Regions from separate parts of the Mus musculus genome. Here region 2 is linked to region 1. The links are chromatin loops, found by intact Hi-C in ENCODE. Cell type or tissue: heart. All regions are shown on one strand. Links, peaks and the distances in the headings refer to the core of each region. The heading gives the core; the rest is flanking DNA. Region 1 overlaps Junos (a long non-coding RNA gene). Region 2 overlaps Junos (a long non-coding RNA gene).

Region 1 (5,377 bases), core at 64-5,063:
TAACAAGCAAGGCTTAGTCACCAGTCCTCTGTAGGACCAGTAAAGAGACAAGACACAGAAAAAGCCAAAAGCAGAGAGATGTATTTAATGTGGCCACATTGGAAAGAGGCCCAGTTACAGTACCTTGGGCCAACCCTACTAATCCACCTCCTCCGACATGAGGCCTAGGGACGAGAGAGCAAGGGGCATGCAGAACTAAGGAGGTCACCCATTACCGACCCATCCTTGTTTCTGCCCCTCTCTTTTTGAATGTGGTCAGAAAAGTCAGGACTGTATGGTGGCTCTTCTGAGAAGACAAGCTCCTCCTCCATTGGCACAGAGCCTCAGTCTTCCCCTTACAACGTGAGGTCCATAGGCAAACTCTTGTTCTTGGGTGCACTGTCTCAATGGTCCAACGGACCAAGAAGGGAGGGACTCTGCTCCCTGTAGAGTATCTCCTGTCAGAACAGTTACAAGGTCATCTATAAAACTGCCAGGATAGGGGCGAAGCATAACAGAAAGTGTGTCTGTTGTGAACATGAGGCAGGGTTCTCAAGAAGTGAACTTAGTATTTCCTGGTTACTGTATGAGAAAAGAAGCCTCTGTGACCCACTTATTACAGGGCAATAGGGCACGCGTCACTGGCAAAGACACACACCTTCACGTGTTACATACCCTTATGTAGACCCACAATACACTTCTACATCTAAAAAGCTCTGGGTAGTCTTACCTTAAAGGAATATAACTTTATTTCCAAAAAAAGAATTAAATTTATCATCAAACATTTTTTTTCTTGGTAACATTTTAAAAATATATCCCAAGAAACAGGTATTCCTCAAAACACCAGACTCTTGAACTGAGGGCCTAAAGAGTTTATTCATCCAGCTATGAGAATCCCACTCATAAAACCTGTTTCTTGTACCTCTAGTGATGAGAGGCTTATCACCTGCTGACAGAGCCTGCCCTAATGCTGAACTAGTGTGCAGTACTTGGAACCCCGCCACCCAAAAGAGAGACGTTGCAAGCCACATGTGTGCTTCAAGATTTTCTTAGGAGACACAGGAAAAAAAGAAATGCTAATTAACCCAATGGATCTGAAACCATCCTTTCAACCCTGTAGCCCATTAAAAATATTAGTAAGGCATTTCACTGGCTTCTTTAAAAATAGCCTTTGAAATCTGGTGGTCAGAAGTTTAATGTGGCTAGTGTTTACTGCACCAGACTGCACAGGACTGAAGATCTGTCTGCAGGTAAAACTGAGCACCTCCTGCCTACATCTCCCTTCCATGATCCTTGGGTACAAAGGCATGGTCTACAACTACCACCAACGTGAAGATGGGTCTTCCTGTTCAATGGGTCCAACATGCTGCCAAGTGTCTCCTCCTTTCCCCGACTACAGAACTCAGTCCTGGGATAGTTCTCACTGTCTCCCTAAGAAAGAGCATTTCACATATAAATATACTCTGTAGACCAGGGACCTCTCTTGCCCATTGTGGCGCAGCACAAATGGTGGTCTTCATCACCCTTTTCTCTTACACTGAACCGACAGCATCGAATTGGTTAACAGTGTTTTTAGGGCATCTCCTTTTTGCTCCCTGGGACCAGTTTCCCCATCTGTCAAATAACAGGTTTGAATCTTCCAAGGCTCGGCCCTTTAGCCTGCTCCCGTGCACACCGCCAGTCTGCCTCCCTGCTAGTTTCCCCCATTAAAACGAAATCTCCGGTTATTATCTCTACTCGAAGCATAATAAGCACATTTTGCGTGCTTAGCACGTGCCGGGCCCCGTGTAAAGAGCTGTGAAAAGGGCACTTCATTTGGCCTTCTCCGTAGCCAAGTAAAGTAAGCACTGTGATTATCCTCTTCTATAATTGTGGAAACTGAGGCATCGGGTGGTTGACTCATAGGTCAGAGGCCTAATGAGGGCACGAGCTGAGCTGAGGACTACTGCCCAGGGGTCCTTTCCAGGCCCCCTTTGCTCCAGCTGTGAATCACGTTCCATCCTTGAACCCGAGGTAAACTCGGGTCTCCCGTGACAGTTCAGGAAAACCAGGTTTCCCTCCATATCCTTGTTTGTAAAACCGGAGATTATCCTCCTTCTGTTTTCCAGAGGAAGGAAGCACCGCTGGGCCTGCCTTGCTGAGGAAATCCTACCCTTTGCAAAGGGACTTTCTTCCCATCCCCTTGACCTTTCAGGAAAGGGGGGAGGCCCCGGGAAGGCTCTGGAAGAGGACCGCAGAGCTGAGTTCGCCCTGTCTAGGGCAGGAGTATTTTTAGAGTTGGCTCTACACTGTTTACAAGGAAGCTGGTCCCCTGAGCCTGCCTGCTCCCTCCAGGGAACACTGGCTGCCAGCCCCACCCACCCGCTTTACTTTGCCCCTGGCCCTCCCTTCCTCCCTCCCAGCTCTTATCCTAAGTCTCCATCAGCTCCTGGGCTCTATTTGCAATCGGGTATGCTACAGGACTGCCCCAGGCAAAGAAACCTGAAATTTTTCCTGCAGAGGATCAACTGTGTTGGGGCACTGGGAAACAAGCTGCTTACAGCTACAATGGCCTGGGGGGCCTTCTGGGAGCCCTTTCCAGCAGCCAAGCCAAGGGCCTGCTGAGCTGTCTGCTGTCTGCTGTCTGCTGTTCCAAGAAAGGGAGACAGACCCTCAGAACTTGCCAATGTGAGGGGGCAAAGGACTGCAGGCCCTAGTCGGCAGGCCCAGCGGCTGGCTCTGCCTACAACTCTTACCTGGTGTGATACTGCTCTCCTGTAGATCTTCTCCAGGCTGGTGACTGTAAAGTATTAATAGGACAGTCTCTAGCATGTGCCAGGCATGCAACACCCAGGATCGCGGCAATCATTTCTCTAATTCTGATGCTTCTCCCAGTGTCTACCTGAAGGAGACTTTTAGCAAAGGATACTTTCTTTATTCTTTTAGCTCAGAGATCATTCACTTCTAAGTCGGTGGATAAACTCTGAATCCCCAAGCCAGGCATGCCCAGGAGCTTGCTAGCCAGCCAACCCAACTGAAATGTTAAGCTTTAGATTCAGTGGGAGACCCAGTCTCTCAAACTTCAAAAGGAATGTGATAGAGGAAGGCAAGACACCTGATGCACTTCTCTGGCCTATGTGTGCACATGTGTGCACACATTAAAATAATAATAATAATAATAATAATAATAATAATAATAATAATAATAATAATAATAAATTGTCCTTTGGCCATGTACATTCATAAAACATTAGTCAGGCCATTTATTCCTTCCCCTCCAGCTCTGACCCATCCTCCTGCCGTCCTGAAGTCTTGCAGAAGATATTCAAATGTGCTTGTCTGGGTCAGTCTCTAACTTCTAGAGCAGGCCCTTTATGTGTCTGGCTTCTGAGAGCATCACCCAGACCAGTCCTCATAGACTTGGCCCAAGTGAACCAGACTTCCCAGAGTCTAGCCCTAAGCTGGCAGTGCTGAGTGGGAAGCTAAACCTAGGTGACCTAGGCAGACTGGTGCCACCTGATCCCTCTTCAGATGTGTGTATACAAATGGCAAGGTCTCAGAGATCCTCTGGGGAAGTGGCCTTTCTCCTCCTGGTTGCAGACTGGACTTCTTCAGCAGCTGAGAGCTTCTAGGTGTTTAGTTGGGACAGTTTCTTTCCCACAGGCATTTCCTCTTCCTCCTCCTCTTCCTGGCCACCTACTCTTCCTCCTCCTGTTTCCCACTTCCTCCAACTCCTTGTTTCTTCCTCTCCTCCACTTCCTCCTTTACCTTGTCTTCCCCACAGCTGTGCCGCTAGCCAGATCAGCCCCCACGTTTATCCTAAGGGAGGATTCAGTACAGAAGACAGGGGTAGAGCTCTTCCCGTGAGGTCACACCTCAGTTCCTCTCCTTTCCATGGATATATGCTGGACTCCAGGCCCTGGGCCAGCAACTCAGAGACCTGGCTACTTCTTAGCCCTGGGAAGTCAAGTATGAGAAAATATTTCACTTTTGTCTACCTTTATGGTCTCAAAGAGTTGCATCCACACTGTCCCATGTTGAAGCTGCTTTGAGAGTATGAGTTGAGTTAAAGGGATGTCACACCCCCCTGGTCCCCTGCCTACCAGTAAGAAGCAGCAATATGCTTGCCTGTAAGGAAGAGCGTTGAGAGGAGGCTGTAGGCACTGTATGTCACAAACCACAGCAGCAGTGCCTACAAGCCATTGCCCTGTCCTGTTTTGCACCTGGAGATGACTCAAGTGGGGGATGGGCTGGAGAAGGACAAAGGAGCAGCAGCCAGATCTCAGGAGAGAACAGTGACAGTGCTTCTGGGCCTGCTTTAACCCCTCAGGTTTGATTTTCTTCATCTGTAACTCATGTGTACATCCGACACGCACTCACACACTCGCCATGAGCCGAAACCTTCGTAACTAAGACAATGTAGAAGGGAACCTCTTTGGATGCATGAGATAGTCTTCACTATGTCTGCAGCGGCTGTTCCCATTCTGTGAGGGGAAGTCCTCACCCGGAAAACCTTGTTCACACTGGCCCAGGGCCCAGGGCGTGAGTGCCATAGATGCTGGCTCTCTCCCTCTCCATTTCCCTTGTTGATTTTCCAATATGACTGTTATTGGCTCACAGAAAGACATGCTGTTCAGTATGGCTTGTCAGATATTGGGGCTTATGCACCACCTTAGTTTTTAAGGTTTTTGAGCAGGCTCTGAGGGCAAAGTCCAAGATCTAAGATGCTTAACAACAAGAGCTCAAAGGTAGATACATATGTATCTTATGTATCTCCTCCCTTATACCCCAATGCCACTTTGGAGAAGCAGTGGTCCTCAACCTTCCTAATGCTGTGAACCTTTCATATAGTTCCTCATGTTGTGATATCCAACCATAAGATTATTTTTGATGCTATTTCATAACTATATTTTTGCTAGTGTTAAGAATCACAACATAAATATCTGTGTTTTCCAATGGTCTTAGGAGACTCCCGTGTAAAAGTTGTTAGACCCCCAAAGGGTCCACGACCTATGGGTTGAGAATCACTGGCCAAGATTGCTGCCTAATTGGCCTCCTAGCCTCAAGCTTCATCCTGCTAAACCATCACCACACAACTGTCCATAGGACCTGTGCCATAGACAGTTCTAATCATGACATGTCTCTCTTCTGCACTCCCCACTACTTCTAGGTCAGGTTCACAGACCACGACCCACAATCCTCTAGTACCTGATTCCCTCACCTGCACTGTGCCTTATTTCTACACAACCTGAACAAACTGAATGTTCTCACCACATAACCCTGTTCTCCAAAGGGAGACACATTGGGCTGTGCTATCTTGTGTCCTCCCTCTCAATGGAATTTGAATCCTAACTCTATCAACTAGTTTAATGGACATCTTTCCCTCAGAGGCCAGCAAAGGTGCCATCTCCTCTCCAGA
Region 2 (5,377 bases), core at 323-5,322, 71 kb after region 1:
TTTTTAGTTACTGAATTATGCTACCTCACACTGTACCTTGATCTAACTGTTCTGGTCACTTGCTATCATCATGTAGCAGCTACAGAAATTAACACTTTCTGTAAACACCTTTCTCTATGACATCTTTTAGGTAAAGAATCTCATGCCTAAATATATACTTTCATTTTCTCATCATGAGAGCAGCAACCCCAGAATATCAGCAGCTTTGAAAATTCAGACATTTTTAAATGGGTACATTACTAAAATGTTTGAATGTACTATGCTGAGAAATAAAAAACAAAAAAACAAAAAACTGTAATCCTACCCAGATCTGTGTTAGCAGTGTCCAATGACCTGGATTTGAATTATGTTCCCAGGATTACAGAGTAAGCATCAGTCTTTTGCAAGGTTGAATACTGTGATTATTTCAAACGGAATGGCCCCAAAGACTCCTCATGTGTTTGAAAGCTTGGCCCATAGGAGTGGCACTATTAGGAGGTATGACCTTGCTGGAATAGGTTTGGCTTTATCAGAGAAGTATGTCACTGTGGGGGCAGGCTTTGAGGTCTTAGATGCTCAAGCAAGGTCTAGTGGCTCCGTCTTTTTACTTGGTATGTGCAAATCAAGATGTAGAACTCTCAGCTCCTTCTCCGGCACCATGGCTGCGCCATACTTCTCACCATGATGATAATAGACTAAACCTCTGGAATTATAAGCCAGCCCCAGTCAAATGTTTTCCTTTATAAGAGTTGGGAGGTGAGGGATCATAGTGTCTCTTCACAGAAATAGAAACCATAAACAAAGCCCATTTCTCTGTAGTCTTCACAAACCACCTCTTTTTATATCAAGTGCTTTGCCTACCCTTCTAGAATTCAGCTCTGGCTAACAAACCATTCTGTAAACTCTTTCAGAGTTAGGGCTGTGACTCACACTTTTTTTTTTTTTTTTTTTTTTTTAATTTTTTCTACACCTTCAGATAAGCCCTGGCCTCTCCCCTCTTGGATCACATAGAAACAAACAACAAGTATTGTTAAGTGTTTGATTCCACCTTTTACAGGACACCTATAAACATTTACTCTGAAATATAAGGCCAAGATTTTAAAGCTAGAAAGGGGTGCAGTTAAAGAAACTTTCAAAGGTTAAAGTCACTACTTGAGATGCATGATCAGAAGAGAAAAGGTATTCCGAAATTTAAAGACTATGCATATAGAGCACATGTAATGGCTGCTATCTGCCCACTACATGTATCCACTAAATGTATCCTCAGCTCATGTTCTGGCACGTATGGCAGTTGTATGTATGATTTCCTTTTCGAATTGCTGTGGCAGCAGCAACTTAAGGAAGGAATGGTTTCTTCTGAGTCACCGTAGAACAAGGAATTCAGTCAGCCACAGCAGGGAAGGCATGACAGCTGCAACATGAGGCGGCTAGTCACACTGATCTACACTCAAGATTCAGAGAGCAGACAGGAAGTGCGGCCAGAGAGCAGACAGGAAGTGCGGCCAGAGAGCAGACAGGAAGTGCGGCCAGGCTATCTACCCTCACGTCTCACCCCTGTGACTACCTACTCCAACAAGACTCTGCCTCCTCAAGATTCCATGCCCTTTCCAAACAGCACCACCAAACAGCTGGAAAACAAGTGCCAACCCAGGAGCCAAGAAGGGGCACAGCTCTTTAAATCACAGTAGCGGCAATGGCCATGGACTCCAAGAGGATGCTCACAACAGTCTGTACATGCTCACTGATGCCCACAACAAACCTGCGAAGAAGACAAGCAGACACTTTTAACTTTGTTTGTTTGTTTGTCTGTTTGTTTGTTTGTTTGTTTTGTTTGTTTGTTTTTGAAAAATAGGTATTTAGGATTCAAAAAGATCAATCCTTCTGAGGTCATAAAGGTAGTAGACAGTTGAAGTAGAAGCAAGCCAAGATCTTTGCTCTGTCCTGACCCTCTATTCTTTAGACTACAGTGACTCCAAGCTGATTTTGGAATCCTAGACATAAGTCACTGCGCTGCTCACCAGCTTGAACGACCAGCTTGCCACCCTGGGAATTTCCTCCGGGTAAACACGTGCTTGGAGACACTAGAGAGTAAACACACAATCCCTGCCCTCATGAGGCCCACAGACTTGTCATGCAATGCACAAGACAAATCCTGTCTGCCATGAGCACTACATCAGAATTAAAGTAATTAATAGGGACATTAAGCACCCTTCATTGAGCATGTACTATGCATCAGGTTCTGTCCTGAACACTTTGCTAGGCAGTGAGTAGCATGAAACACCACCTGCTTAGCTCACAGCCAGAGTTTAAGGACTGGCAGTCATTTTGACGATAGTTTTAAAAATAAAACCAGGGGTTCTTACCTACAGAACAAGGAAAGAACATTTTACATTGAAACAACGTGGAATAATATTTTGGAGAAGCAACTAATCCCCTGAGAAGTGAGACTAGTGGGGGAGGGGTTGATGAAGCAAGTAATCACTACAATGGGGACATCCCTACCATCTCGGGAAGCACTTGAGAAGACCTGGGTATGAGCAGCACTAGGGGAAGGAGAGGAGACATTATTTTAGGACAGGCAGAGACTGGCTACAAAGGGATGGCCTACAGCTGGAAAGCCCAGAGAGGCTAAGCTCTCCCCAGGCTTGACCTGGCTCCAAGGGGAGGCACAGATGGCCAAGGCTATTTGTTTGTACATTACATTTTTCCTGAACAGATTCCAAATCCTAGTTTCCAAAGAAAGGAGAAAACAGACTTATTGGGCCAAAGGCTTTCCCTGAGAAATGTCCTTGTGGCTATGTGCCAGCATAGGATTCCCCCCACAGCCCAGAGCAGCAGACGGCAGGCTGGAGCCTTCCCCAAACCTTTCAATAAGGCAGGGATTAGAAGTTATTCCCTGGGAGATTTTCAAGAGTCATGTGCCCAGCAGCTCTGCCCTAGTATTTAGGCCCACCCAACTTTGGCATGTATCCTGGTGACGTTTCAGTCCCTCCCAGGCCCGCCCTCCCCTTTCCTGTTTGGCATGGCCCAATGCTTCCTGCCAGGCCATACCTCCTCTGAGTGTTCCCTGAGAGTGGTGTTCCCAACCTCTGACCCCCAAAGCTCAGTAGGTTGTAACTATGACTTCAGTGCTGGACAGAGCCATGGACATGATTTTGCTAGTAGCCATTCTACCGCCCTGTTATGGTGTTGCCCACTACACAGGCTCATGCCCCAGCACTCCCTGCACACCCCCTGTCTATCATAAACCAAGGACAAGCAGGGAGGAACAGCCCTGGGTGTTAATGGTAAAAGGAGCTAGGGGCATCTTTTGCTGCAAACTTTGAAAAATACAATTCAGTGGGTCAGTCTGTTTTTAAATCACACTCAGGGAACTCTGCAGTGCCGCAGAAAGTGGGGTTGGGGGAAAAAGACATTTTTTTTCCTGACATTTTGTTAGGAAAGAACAAGGGTATCTAAGTCGGATGCTTCTGCTCAATTCCTTGATCTTCTTATTATGACACCCCCCCCCTCGTGCAACGCTGAAAGGCTAACCTCTCAGACTATCACACACTCAGGTGTCTGTGGTAAGGCCTCAGCAGGAGAGCACACATTTGGCCTGAGGTGACATGCGAGTTCAACGCTGTCCATTACCTCTCAGGCCGCCCCTTCCTTCCCTGAAATCTGAAGGCAGCCGTGCTGGAGCTCTGGTCTGTTTTACTTCACAGGCTGTTTGTCACATGTGAAGCTGAGTCACCCTGAGTTCCTGCAGCCTCGAGGCCGTGCTCTCCTGAAAAGGATGTGTAGCTGCGCCAGTCCCAGGTTCTGGGTGGACATGCCGTTCTGGGAACCCTGCAAAAGCTGACTGGAGATGTGAGATTGCTCACACAGGCCTGGGCTTCTGTGGCCCTGAGTGCTTTCTTGTGCTAGGGCATTTCTAGTGAGAATGCAGACATATGAGCCTACAGGCCATGGGGAGGAGTGGAAGTACTGCTGAGAAACAGCATGTGTGGCACTCAGCACCCCGGTAGGCACCCAGGGGGACCCCAGTGGTGGTCTAGGGGAGGAGAAATGGACTAATGACCATGAGACAAGGAAGAAGAGAGAACTGTCATAGCCTTCTCTTAGCACTCTGTAAGACAGCTCTCCGCCCTGCTCCTGTTTGGAGAGGCAGGCTTACCTCCACTTCCAGATGAGAAGTGGATGCCTTAGTGAAGTGGTTAGCTGGGGTCACACTAGGTAGCTGTGGTCCCATGTGGCTTTGTCGCCTGCACTCATGTGGCTCACATAACAAACTGGTGCAAGTGTACAGTGTCCCAGTAGCTGGAACACAACCCAAGGAGGAAGGTTGGACAGGTGTGAGCCTCTGCTTCACAGACAAAGAAGCAGAATTCAGAGAGGATGAGGGGGACACAAGAAACGGGGCTAGAACTCGGGCTTCAAGAGGAACACCAGCATCCTCTCTAGTATAGGATAATGGGTAAGAATTCACTTATTCTTTTAGCATACATACTTAAGCAGGGCTGACAAACCCCTAGACGTGGCCTGCCACTAAAAGTCAACCCCTCCAGGAATCCTGATTTCTGACTACTGCCACCACCAAATCTTCACATCTTAGTGTTCTCACTTCACATCCCAGTTCTCACTTCTGTAGTGCTTCATGACAAAATCTCAGCACTTAGGAGATAGTGGTAGAAGTGGCTCAAATTTGAGGCCATCCTGAGCTACATAATGTGATATCCAGGAGGCCAGCCTGGGCTACATAGTGAGATACACAGGAAGAAGGAAGGAAGGGAGAGGGTGTACAACCTTCCTAGACTCTGGTCCACTTTGCCAATAAAAAAGTTAGCTCTACCTCTATCATAGCTCCTTTTGGTTGTTGTTTGAGACAGAGTCTCACCATGTAGCCCAATCTGACCTTGAATGTCTACCCTCATTGCTTAGCTTCTAGTGTGCTCAGATTCTAACTTATCACATCTTTAAAAAAAAAAAACAACAACAACAACAAAAAACAACCAAACAACCAACAATACAAAACAACAACAAACCCCTTGGGCTATACCCTTTTCCCCACACTAACTTGGAGTCCTCAACCAGTTCTTTAAAAGGTATAAGATTGCTCCTCTGTATATGGAGCTGGAGCATTCCACACCCGGGACCCGGTATGCACAAGGATGAAGCAAGCAAAACGGAACGATTTATAAACCAGAAATAGCAACTGTGCATTGTCTGGTCATAACTGGTGAGAATCCTGAACAAACAAACAAACAAACAAACAAACAAACAAACAAACTTGTTCTCATGGCCATTGCTTTAGGGATGCAGGGAGGGAGGGAGGGAGGAAAGAGGAGGGAGGGGGAGGGAGAAGGGAAGGAGGAAGGGATGGAAGGAAGAAGGGAAGGAGGGAAGGAAGGAGGAG

Evidence for each region. Hi-C counts contacts between places; a loop is a spot of excess contacts. Peaks named below come from ENCODE experiments on the same cell type or tissue, not always from the same donor. Only the 100,000 strongest peaks of a DNase experiment are listed, where the experiment ranks them.
Region 2: it touches region 1 in a loop (3-fold over the local background); 8 of 42 quality-filtered maps call a loop at or near these places.

What each region holds. Positions count from the first base shown.
Region 1 is chr4:95,150,973-95,156,349 of GRCm38, reverse strand. Junos (a long non-coding RNA gene) reads right to left here. Exons shown (of 5, transcript XR_867920.3): 3 at 2,715-2,758. Among named protein-coding and RNA genes, the nearest start is that of Gm12708, 40 kb to the left of the region's middle. In heart, for the core only: no CTCF peak of the experiment used is centred there; DNase peaks (open chromatin) are centred at 1,769, 2,239, 3,419 and 4,479; H3K4me3 peaks cover 632 bases; H3K27ac peaks cover 3,877 bases.
Region 2 is chr4:95,080,190-95,085,566 of GRCm38, reverse strand. The region is part of intron 1 of Junos (a long non-coding RNA gene); the gene reads right to left. Among named protein-coding and RNA genes, the nearest start is that of Junos, 31 kb to the right of the region's middle. In heart, for the core only: no CTCF peak of the experiment used is centred there; DNase peaks (open chromatin) are centred at 2,866 and 3,746; H3K27ac peaks cover 1,839 bases.